Linked DNA regions of Homo sapiens: region 1 is linked to region 2. Evidence: read pairs that join two places in POLR2A ChIA-PET (ENCODE). Cell type or tissue: A673. All regions are shown on one strand. Each heading gives the region's core, and the rest is flanking DNA. Links, peaks and the distances in the headings are about the cores only.

Region 1 (5,373 bases), core at 317-5,316, 520 kb before region 2:
TCCTGCTTCCCTGCCGGTGCACACACATGCGCTGTAGGGACGCTCTTCCAAGCATAGGAGTGGCCAAGAAGCCCTGGAGCTCCAGGTGCTCCACAGGCCCCATCTTGGTGCCTGCTATACATAGTCACAGTTAACTGTCCTTTTATGAATTGCCTTTCCTGGCCCCCAGACCAGAGAGCACCTAAACACAAGCCTTGGGTCTTGCCCACCTGGGAGCCCCAAACATCTGGCCACAGGCCTGGCACATAGCAGGGGACAGGTCAATGAGGAAGGATGGAAAGAAGGAAGAACAGCAGGGGTACAGGTCAATGAGGAAGGAAGGAAGGAACAGCAGGGGACAGGTCAATGAGGAAGGAAGGAAGAAGTGAACAAGCCTCTAAGCTCACGCTGGGCTCTGCCCAGGGCAGTGGTCTGTGTCCAGGACTCAGGGGTCCTGGGGGCAGCCCGGAAGAGGTTTCCTTGCTCCCTTACAACTCTCTCTGGCTGGACTGCATGGCCAGCACACAGGAAGGGCTGGACTCATCCCTCTGCTGGTCTGCAGGGCCAGCCTGGGGTCACAGCCCCTGGACCTCACCCCCAAATGTCCTTGTGCTCTGAGATGGGGGAAGCCTGCCGAAGGTTTAAGGGTCAAGACCCTCAAGAGCAGTGCGTCCTCTGCCCCAGGACAGACCTCAAGGTGCAGAGGAGTCTCAAACAAGAGGCAAGGCTGCTTGAGGACTCAGCAGCAGGGGTGTGGGCCGATGGCGGCGACCCTCTATACAGATTCTGATAGGGCTAAAATTATTGATGGAGGTGCTTTCTACCTAGGAGATCAGCGTTCACACCTCCAGTTGCTGGAAACCGAGGCCACACGAAAAGAAGCCATGAGAGTGACCAGCTCTGGTGACAGGTAACTGTCACAACCATCAGCCTCCTCAACAGCCCCTCCACACAGACCACGCGCTCCTCCCTCCATCCTGGAGTCCTCAGGCAGTGACCCTAAGCAACTAGACAGGGGTCACATGTGCCCCCATTAATCCAGTTGCATCAAGAAAAACGGCTGGAAGAAAATGGAAAAAGCTCAGAAAGATCTTTTTGTGGCTCTTTGGGCTGGGACTGCGTTTCTCACATCTGAAACTTTGCCCCCAGGGTGTGTCCTGAGCTGAGCCCTGTGCAGGCTGCAGGCTTGGCTGTATTTTGTGAAGACAAAGATATGAAAATGGCCGCAGCCCCATTCGTTCGTTGTTTCTGATGATCCCTGCTGCATCTGGTGCAGGCAGGGCTCGGGTGACAGCACGTGACACGGGGAGATTGCTGGCTCGCAGCCACCGCCGGAGGGCTCCGCGACTTGTGCCATAGCCGGCCAGGTCAGCCTGAGAGCGACAGCCGACCCCACCACCTGCCAGGTGCTGCCACTCACGCGGGCCTGGAGCCCCCATTTGTCTGTGTCACCGGGGCTGGTGGGCCGCACTGGGGTCCCCGCAGCATACGCCTTCCTCACGTTGTCACTCTGGACTGCTTGGCCAGCAAACTGGACTAGAAATAGGAGCCTATTGTGTGTATGCACAAAACCCACCAAGATAAGGCAGGTAGTTCGTGGACTGAGAAAAAGCAAACATACATTAAAAATAGCCAAAGCATCCGAAAATAAAATAGATACTGAAAACAATCCCCAAACCCCAAACCACCCCACTATAAGCAGTGCAACACCGCCCATCCCGAAGGGGAGAAGAGAGTCAACTTCCAGAAGGGCGTTCCTTGTCCCTCCGATGGGAGGGAAGCACTTGAGTTAGGCGGCACCAGAACGAAGATGCGTTCAGGCTGGCGGCGTCCCAAACAAGCAACACTGGATTTCCAGATGGCCGCGTCCTGGACCAGAGGCCGGCGGGACTGCCCAGCCTGTGCTTTCCTGAAATGTCAACATTATCCTCCACACACACACCGTCTACTTTCCCTGCTGGCTCCGACAGATCCAAATGTGACTGCGGATTCTGTGGAACCTACTGTACAAAACGTACAGCCATGTACACAGCTGAAGCGCTACCAGGGACGCCAGCCCCTGCCCCCTTCCCGACAGGGTGTGGGGGATAATGCCACAATCAGCATACGATAAGGAATGAGGAGGGAAACTGCAGCTATGGGGTGGATCATTTAACAGAGACATTTGATTTGCTGGCTGGCTTCTGCCTGCAGACTTCCCTGGCACTGGCTCGCTGCCACGCAAATTAAGTAAAAATCAATATCCTCCGGTCTGTAAAACATCGTGTTAGCAATCACACTGCAAACAACTTATATAATACCCCTCACTCCATACCCAAATAATGGCGAATGTTTTTGTTAAAAGGCAAGTCTAAAATAAACAGGAAAAAGAAAAGAAAAGAAAAGGCAATCTTACAGGTTCCTCCTTCGGCAAAACCTTTCCACGACTTGGGTGAGGAGATAATCTTTCTGTGATTATGACCAAACCCTCCTGTCACTTAGCAACACATAATTAAGGAATATGTTTTCAGATCCGCTTTGCAAGCCCGGCCATTATCAGATGAAATTACTGGAGCAACAAATGTCATCGCCATGCAAATCAGTTGGTTGCAAAGAAAGAATGTTTGACTGAGAGAGCAGGCACAGGCCCTCGGAAAAATTATCTGACGTCCCTCCTGCCGCACATGTATTTGAGAAAGTCAAATAATGATGTGATCAGACTTCAAAAAAATCCATGAGACAAAATCAGAATCTATACGACAAAGCAGAAAATCAGGCCAGTTGCTCAGTCTCCACTTGGAAACAAAATGCAAAATGCCTGGAGGTCATCTCTAGGAGGTAATATTAATAGCACACACGGGCCACACAGCGATGGCAGAGAAACTTAAGGTGGTCTCTGCAGGGTTGTGAGGTCCAGCGCCTCGGTCCCCGCCTACAGCTGCTTCAGGGCTATTTTCAAAAAGGTAGATCTTATTGTTTCATCCTGATTTTCACAAGCTATTCAGGAAAAAAAAAAATCATTTGAAAAGGATTCTGTTTTCTGAATGACGTAGGGGAGGCTGGCGGGGAGGAAAGAATTATGTTTGAAAGGAAGAAAACTGATTTACATTTTAAATTTGTGGTCAAGACTCTAGAGTTAAAATAAAAATTGTAAATGGTGCTCTGAGGACGCCCACCTAGGACTTCATCCACAATGTCCAAGGAAACACACGCCATAAATCACACCTGGCACATGTTGTGAAGAAAACCACCTACCATCACTCTCCCTTTCCTGGACTTGGAAATATATCCTTCCCTTCAAGCACGCGGAATTCCCAACTGTATTTTCTGATATGAGAGACTAAATCTGTTTTTGAAACTGAGTTCTGAGGGATTTCAACATCTTGCTTTGTTTAACCCACAAGTATGCAAACACACACATTTTCATCTCCACGGTGGGTAATCACTGCCTCTGATACGGCGTGCGGACCCGTGAGAGGTACGTTTCCACACGATCACGCCCTTCTAAATGGAGGATGCACACTTTACAGCCAGCATTTGATGAAACGTTCCTGCCTTCTCCAAAGTTCCCTAGTGTGAACTACAGAAAGGGCCACCCCTCGTGAGCTCAAGGCTGCAGTCTGTTCTGAGTGACTTGCGACTTTCTCCAAGAAACACAGTTGAGTTTTACCACCGTAATGGGAAATCTACACATCAACCCGACCTCAACTAAAGAACAGGAGGGCACTGCTGCCCCAGCAGATCTGGCCTGACACACAAATCTGATTAACTTAAGAGAAGCCGTGTCAACTGGCCACAGTGCTGCGTCCTTCTTGTTTGGTGGTGTGTGTGTGTGTGGCCTGGTGAGTGAGGACTTGCCATCCTATGTTCAAACTTCTACAACCCCGCACCCCCCTGCTCCCCCCAGGTCCCCAGGCAGGGCAGGCGGGGAGGATGTATTACTTGGTTCTGGTGCAAGCATGGTGGACACGATGATGGGTGCCCCTGTGCGCCGGGCCACCTTCTGGTACGGTGAGTGAGGCGTGTGGAGGCTCTGGCTGGCCGGCGGCAGGGTGGATGGCCCCAGGGGTGCACCTGGCTTCCGCAAGACCTGGGGGCTGCCGTGAGGGCTGGGCAGCGGAGAGGCGGCCACGTTGCGCTCCCTCTTTAGCAGCTCCATGGGCACCGTGTATGCCGTGGAGTAGGCTGTTCTGGGGCCTGGGTGAAGGGGGTTTGAGGGGCCCGGGTTAGTCAAGGCCACCCCTGCCTGCAGGGGGTACGTGGGGCTCAGACGCGCTGTCAGGGCGCAAGGGGTGGGAGAGCTGTACCCGGAGTTGGAGGGGAAGTGTGGGGCATGGGTGCCCACGCCAGGGGCAGAATAGGTGGCTGCCGTCTCCAGGAGGTGCTGAGATGGTGCGCTGGAGGGACGGCGAGCCGGGTCTCCAGCTCGGGGGGATGCTGTCTGCAGAGGAGCCGCAGCGCCCAGAGAAGCCAAGTCACCATGGAGCAGTTCGCTTCGGTGGCTGAAGCTGCTGGACCGCGCCCGGGGCAGCGGGCCCCCCCGGTCCTGCCTCCGCAGCTGCATTTCGGTCCTGCAGCTATTGGCCAGGCGGCTCAGAACACGGGCCTGGCCCAGGTTGGGTGCGACAGACTTGATATCCGCGTCCTCCAGGGTAGCCAGGACGGCCGGGGAGTCAAAGCCCTGCTGCAGTAGGGCTCCCAGCGTGGCCTCTGCCAGCCCCTCCGCCCGCAGAAAGGCCAGGAACTCAGGGAGCACGGTCCTCTTGCCACCAGGACCCTGGAAGGTGGACAGGTCAGCTTCGTAAGTCTCGTAAGCCATCTTGGATGGGATGCTTTCCCGGGCAGGCCCGTAGCCACGATTCAGGGCCCCTGGGGCCACCCCTGTGCTGCCTTCGGGGGCAGCAGCTGAACTGGGGTCCACAACCAGGCACGTCGGGGCCACCTGTCTGGCAGGGGCAGGGTCAATGGGTCTTTCGCTGATGTCGCTGAAGACCTGGCTGAGGGGGTAGGCAGGCACCTCCGCCCCATACCTGGTGTCGGGCTGCTCCCGTCCATACCGCCCGGGAGATGCAGCCCTGCTCTGTGTCTGCCGCCCCTGAGGGATCATTTTACCTCCAGGATCCCGGTACAGGTGACCGGCGTCCTGCAGGGCAGGTGACCGGCCTTGCATTGGATCCCATGACGTTCTGCTGCCAAGCACTCCGTAGCTGGGGACCGGCCGGCTGACTCCTGGGTCCCGATAGAGGGGAGGCTCTTTGGGTACCCTAGCAGCTCCAGACGGATCACTGTAGTACTCCCGTGGCAGCAGGGGGCTGCGACCAGACATCACTGCCTGTCTGCTGTCGTAGAAGGTGAAGTCAGGAGTAGACCCCTTTCTTGCAGCCACTGAGTTATAAACGGCCTCCCGGTACAGGT
Region 2 (5,373 bases), core at 298-5,297:
ACATCTTCACATCTGTCCAGTTCCCCGCTCCCCAGCCTGGAAACCTGGAATCCTGCTGAGTGGTGTCTGGTCCCCACTTCTCCCCACGCCAGTCCGCAGCCACAGGACTCTTGCTAGCCATGCTCCTCTCCTGCTAACGGCCCATCCATAGCATCAGCCGCAAACCTGAAGGCTCCCCACACTCGGTGGGGTCTTTGCTCCTCCTTCCGCCTTGCACCCGGCTGCTCCGTCTCACAGGTATGAGGGTGTCCTTCTGAAAGGCAGTAGTAGGATATTATTAGTACGAATACAGGAGTACCATGCCACCTGCATTGCTCAAGCCAGACTGGGCCTTCCTAGGACAGGCCGTGACATGCTGTTCCCTGTGACTAGGACACTGTTCCTTCACTCTTCTTCACCCAGCCACAGCCAACACACCTTAGGCAACAGCTCCTCCAGGAAGCCTACCTGACCACTCTCATCCCATCCCTGCCCCAAGTTGTCCACATAGGGAACCCCTCCTTTGTGCCAACACCTGTTGGCTGTCTCCAGTGTGCTGGGCACCGGGGATGCAAAGGCACACAAGACATGGCCCCTGCCTGCAGGGAGCACACAGTCTACTGCCCAGGAGCCAGATATGGGAGAAAACAGGACGGTCCTGCTTCCAGAGCTTTCTGTGCCTGTGCTGTCTCTCTGTGTTGTTTTTTTAGTCTCTCCCACTGTGCACTCGTGGCACCCTGGGGAGGGTCTTAGCCCTGTTTGTATCCTTACACCGAGCACCATTTCTAGTATAAATTACCCTATGCCCTCGATGAACGCACAAGGGCTGAATCAACAAATGGGCTTAACTGTGGGTTCCCTGCAGGTTAGTGCCACCATTGTCCTCTTTAAGAGGTTGCTGCTGTCCCTGTCATGCATATGTGTTGAAAGAAGAAATCCCTTATTTAGAGTTCCCTGAGCAAATGCTCTGGGGAGAAACCAAGGGGGGCTGTCTTCTGAATAGATGCCTGTTGAAATACATGCCTTCTGCTAGTGAGCACTTTTCTTGCAAACTTGAGTCTTAGGTTAGGTTCCTTCAAGACAAGAATTCCTGTGCAAGAGATTTGTGAAGGAAATGCTCCTGGGACACAGGTGGGAGTGGGGGCAGGGAAAGGGAAGAAGCCACACCAGGGTGCAATTTTAGGAAAGCTCTTGGCCTCAGCCTGCTCCTGTGGGGAGCCTGAAGCATGAGTTACACCTCAGTCTTGAGGCTAGCACTGGGTATCATTGTCCTGCACCCAGTTATTGGCTCTGAGCCCCAGGGAAACACAATCTGTCAGGCCTTTTGGGCTCCTGGACCTGTGGGCAAAGTGATTTTAGTAGCCCTTGAACGGGCCTCCAAAGGGGCCACAGGTACAGGGGTGGGCAGGAGAGACAACAGCTGGGGGCCTGAGAGGGGTACAACAGTGTCCTCTACAGCTTGTGGGGACAAGACCAAAGAGCCCTGGGGGTAAGGGAGCCCCTTTTTCTATTTTACTTCAGGGTCTGCGTTTAACTGACAATCACTCAGCAGGAGCCTGGTCTGCAGCTGTGTCCTCCTGCTTGGATGATGCAAAATAATGCCCCGGGCATGGCCTAAAACCCAAAGGTGGGGCTCTTTTGTCCAGTGCTAAGAGAGACTCGACTCTCAGCTTCAAGTTCTTTGCTGAGGTGAACATTATTTATCATGCTGTATTGGGTGGGAGCAGACAGTAACCCTGTACCTCATCTTGAAGGACAGAGAAAGATCTTTCTCAAGATCAAAGCATGTCCCTCAGATGTCTGGCAAATGAGTGGAGATTATAAATGAGAAGGTAGCCGACCAGGCACAGTGGCTCATGCCTGTAATCCTAGCACTTTGGGAGGCCGAGGCCGTTGGATCACCCAAGGTCAGGAGTTCGAGACCAGCCTGGCAAACATGGCAAAACCCCATCTCTACTAAAAATAGAAAAAATTAGCCAGGTATGGTTGCATGTGCCTGTAATCCCAGCTACTCAAGAGGCTGAGGGAGGAGAATCCCTTGAACCTAGGAGGTGGAGGTTGCAATAAGCCAAGACTGTGCCATTGCACTCCAGCCTGGGCAAAAGAACAAGACTTGTTTTTTTAAAAAAAAAAAAAAAAAGCAGGTAGCCAAGGATGCCTCAGGAGCTGAGTGCGGAGAGATCAGAACATGTGTTCCATCTTTGTCATGAGTTTATTTCTAGAAAAAGATTATTGTTTAAAACAATCATTAAAAGCTATCATAGATGCCATGGCCAAAATATTTTCGTAGGACATACTGTTACCACCTCACTGCCTACTGCCTCCAATTCTTAGGCGTAATTTTTTTTTTTTCAGAGAAATGAAAACTAATGTTAGAAAGAAGCACTTGGGGAACGATACCACTTAACTGATTTTATAATTGTTTACAGCAGACGCTGCCTTGGTGGAAAGTTTGGAGGGGAAAAGGGAGCCTCCCAAGGTCTTTATAAAAGGTAGCAGCGCCCCCTGACACAGAGCAGAAGGGGAACCACAATGAAGAGCATCAAACTCAGGAGGAAAAAAGGGTGGCTGGAGAGGGTGAGGGGAGGCAGAGAATGCATAAAAAGATATTATTCCCACTACTGCTGATTACAGAGATCAACCAAATCCTCCCACGCCGGAAAGAACAAAGTACTCATTTTTTAGCAACCCAAGAACAGAAGAAGGGGATATTGGCGGAACCTCTTCATATTAAAGACCAATTAAGTTATTAGGCAATTTCAGAGAAGTTCCAACAGAACAGAGCCTTTCTCTTACATTGCAAAATACCTCTGAGCCCTATATGAAATCACAAGATACAACACGGTTGTGTTACTCGTTACTTCTTTGGCTGTTACATTCACTTATTCCTCCAACAAATATTTATCACGTAATCTCCATGTGCAAGTCATGGGAGATTTGATGGACACAAAATCCTGCAGAAGAAAGAATCTAAGATCTGGTGTTAGAAAACCTCGATTGGAATCACCACTTTGCTGCACACGTGATTTTTAACACGCCACTTAAATGCCATTTTCTGGGCCTTAGTTTTGTCATCTGTAAAATGATGATCTGATACTGCTTCACAGAGTATGGGAAGCATCTCTGTAAGTGCTAAAGTCCTTTCAAAGGTCAGTTGCTGTTATTTTTTGAGTCTCCTAGCAGGATGGGGTGACCGCACTCCTGGTTTACCTATAACAGTCTCAGTTGCACCTGTTCTCCCAGCCCCTTTTCATTCTTAAAGGAGTCCAAGTTTGGCAAATAACTGATATGATCCCCTACTGATAGAGTCATCTGTATCGGAGAAAACCATGCAACAAGGACCAGAGTTCCAATTTTATCGTTCAGTTGCAGTGACTTTCCATACCTTACTATCTGTTCATGGAAGTTTCTCGCGGCCTAACAATACTTCGCTCTTTTTGAAGGTGCAGCCAACTCGGCTGTGAAAATTCAACGTGTGCACAGAAGTGGGTACTCTGCCGTGCATTTGCACAGAGGTTTCTCATGAAAAGAAACAATTTGTGGAACACCCGTCATGAATACAGAATTTGGGCATAAAGAAATGTTCTCCTGCATAATGGTATTCTTCAATTCACGAATGGAAATGTTATATTTCAAGGCAACAGTGTTGTGAGCCTTTACAATAAGCACAAAGCACTACCCCAGTCCGGCAATAGCTGAAAACCCGGGGGATTTTGGTGTTACCAAGTAGAACTGGGCTGCTAAATTGTGGCTGAGTGTGAGACACTGACCGTGGGTTGGATCTTGCACTTCAAGAGCCCTGTTCCCAGAGCCCTGGGCTGTGTTTCTCAATCTCACTCAGCTTGTTTCCTGACTCAGGGAGCAGGTATGATTCCTGTACCTGCCTCTTGGTACTGCTTTGAGGGTTACAAAGGCTAATGCATAGAGTATTTAACAGCACCAGAGACATGCCGATTGTCCCTAAGTTGTAGAAAGGCTTATCATTCTCCACTGTGCTGCTCCCAACAGAGCACTCTGCAATGGTTAACTTGAGGGGACCAACCCTTGCTATACCCTCTCTCCTTTGGCCTTGTTTCCAAATATTTGTAGGAGTTGTCCAGACCAAAGACTTTCACATGTGGGCAGTGAGTTGAAACCCTGTCTGTATCAGTTAGCCATTGCCACAATGATGCCGGGTAACAAACTCCCCCACAAAACTTGGTGGCTTAAAACAACAATGAAGCATTCTCAGCAATGTGTGGGGCAGCTGGCATCAACCGATCTAGGCTGAGCTATACTCCAAACTGCTCTGGTTGGGGAAACTTTGGCAGCAGCTCTACCAGTACATGGCTCTCATCCTGCTTCTGCAGCCAGGGGCCTCTCCAGGGCATGTGCTTCTGATGAAAATAGCAGGAAGCACTCGAGGGCTCATGGAAACCCTCCAGGTCGCCTAAGGTGTAGGCTCAAAACCAGTCGCTGCCACTTCTGCCCAGATATCGTTAACAAGAGCCAAGTCCAAGGTGAAAGGACAGGAGCACTCCCTTAAAAGGGTCGTGGCAAGGATGTGCTGGTAGAGAGGGGGGAAGAACTGGGGCCAGTAATTCAACCAACTGCACACTGTATCTCATCTTTTGCAGAAAAGGGATGGAACAAATTTGGAGCACCTACTTTGGGCCAGGACTCATTTAAGCTTCAAGAAACCTAGGAAGGAGGCAACTTCCCGCCATCTTATAGGTGGAGAGACTGAGGGTGAATATTGAATTGATTCACTTTTGCCACATAACAAAGCACTCCCAGAGTGTCCTAAGATCTCCATTTCTTTCACTTCCAATGCTATAGGTAAGCAGTTTGGGCTGGACGCAGATGGACGCCCTTCTGATGATCTCAGCGAGACACTACCCACTCATGGTCAGCTAGGAATCAAGTGGAGGCTGACTGGTCTCACCCACCTGTCTGGTAGTTGATGGCTACGGGCAACACGAATGGCTGAGCCATGTGCTCTCATGAACCCAGCTTCCCAGGGCAGCAAGAGAGCCAGCCCCAATGTGTGAACACTTTTTAAAGCCTTTGGTGGCTTGTTTGCTAATGTCCCAGGAGCCACGTAAGACATAAGGCCAGTGCAGAGCCAGTGTGGGAGGGGACTATCCAAGGGGCAGATAGAGGAAGTTAAACAAATTATGGCCGTTTTTGTAATCTGCAACAAGAACTCCGTTCAAGGAACACACTAAATGCATGGCAGAGCTTCCTCTTTGATCTTCTGAGCTGACAGGCATGTGGTGAGCACAGCCTCATGTGTCCCTAATGTGTTCCAGACACACTTAGCACTTCCCACACAGCCATGTAAACTGCCCGGTCCTCACCGAACTTTCTACTCCGACTGATCTTGAGAGGCACGTGTCTCAGGATTTAAATAAA

What was found. Peaks named below come from ENCODE experiments on the same cell type or tissue, not always from the same donor. Only the 100,000 strongest peaks of a DNase experiment are listed, where the experiment ranks them.
Region 1: POLR2A ChIA-PET joins it to region 2 with 5 read pairs; 1 of 35 experiments calls an interaction of 5 or more read pairs at or near these places.

What each region holds. Positions count from the first base shown.
Region 1 is chr10:125,022,182-125,027,554 of GRCh38, forward strand. The region is part of intron 3 of CTBP2 (C-terminal binding protein 2); the gene reads right to left. Among named protein-coding and RNA genes, the nearest start is that of MIR4296, 8.0 kb to the right of the region's middle. RefSeq lists an enhancer at 4,647-5,189. In A673, for the core only: no CTCF peak of the experiment used is centred there; a DNase peak (open chromatin) is centred at 2,460; H3K4me3 peaks cover 825 bases; H3K27ac peaks cover 2,887 bases.
Region 2 is chr10:125,544,731-125,550,103 of GRCh38, forward strand. No RefSeq gene overlaps it. Among named protein-coding and RNA genes, the nearest start is that of TEX36-AS1, 27 kb to the right of the region's middle. RefSeq lists an enhancer at 472-972. In A673, for the core only: a CTCF peak has its summit at 2,500; a DNase peak (open chromatin) is centred at 2,681.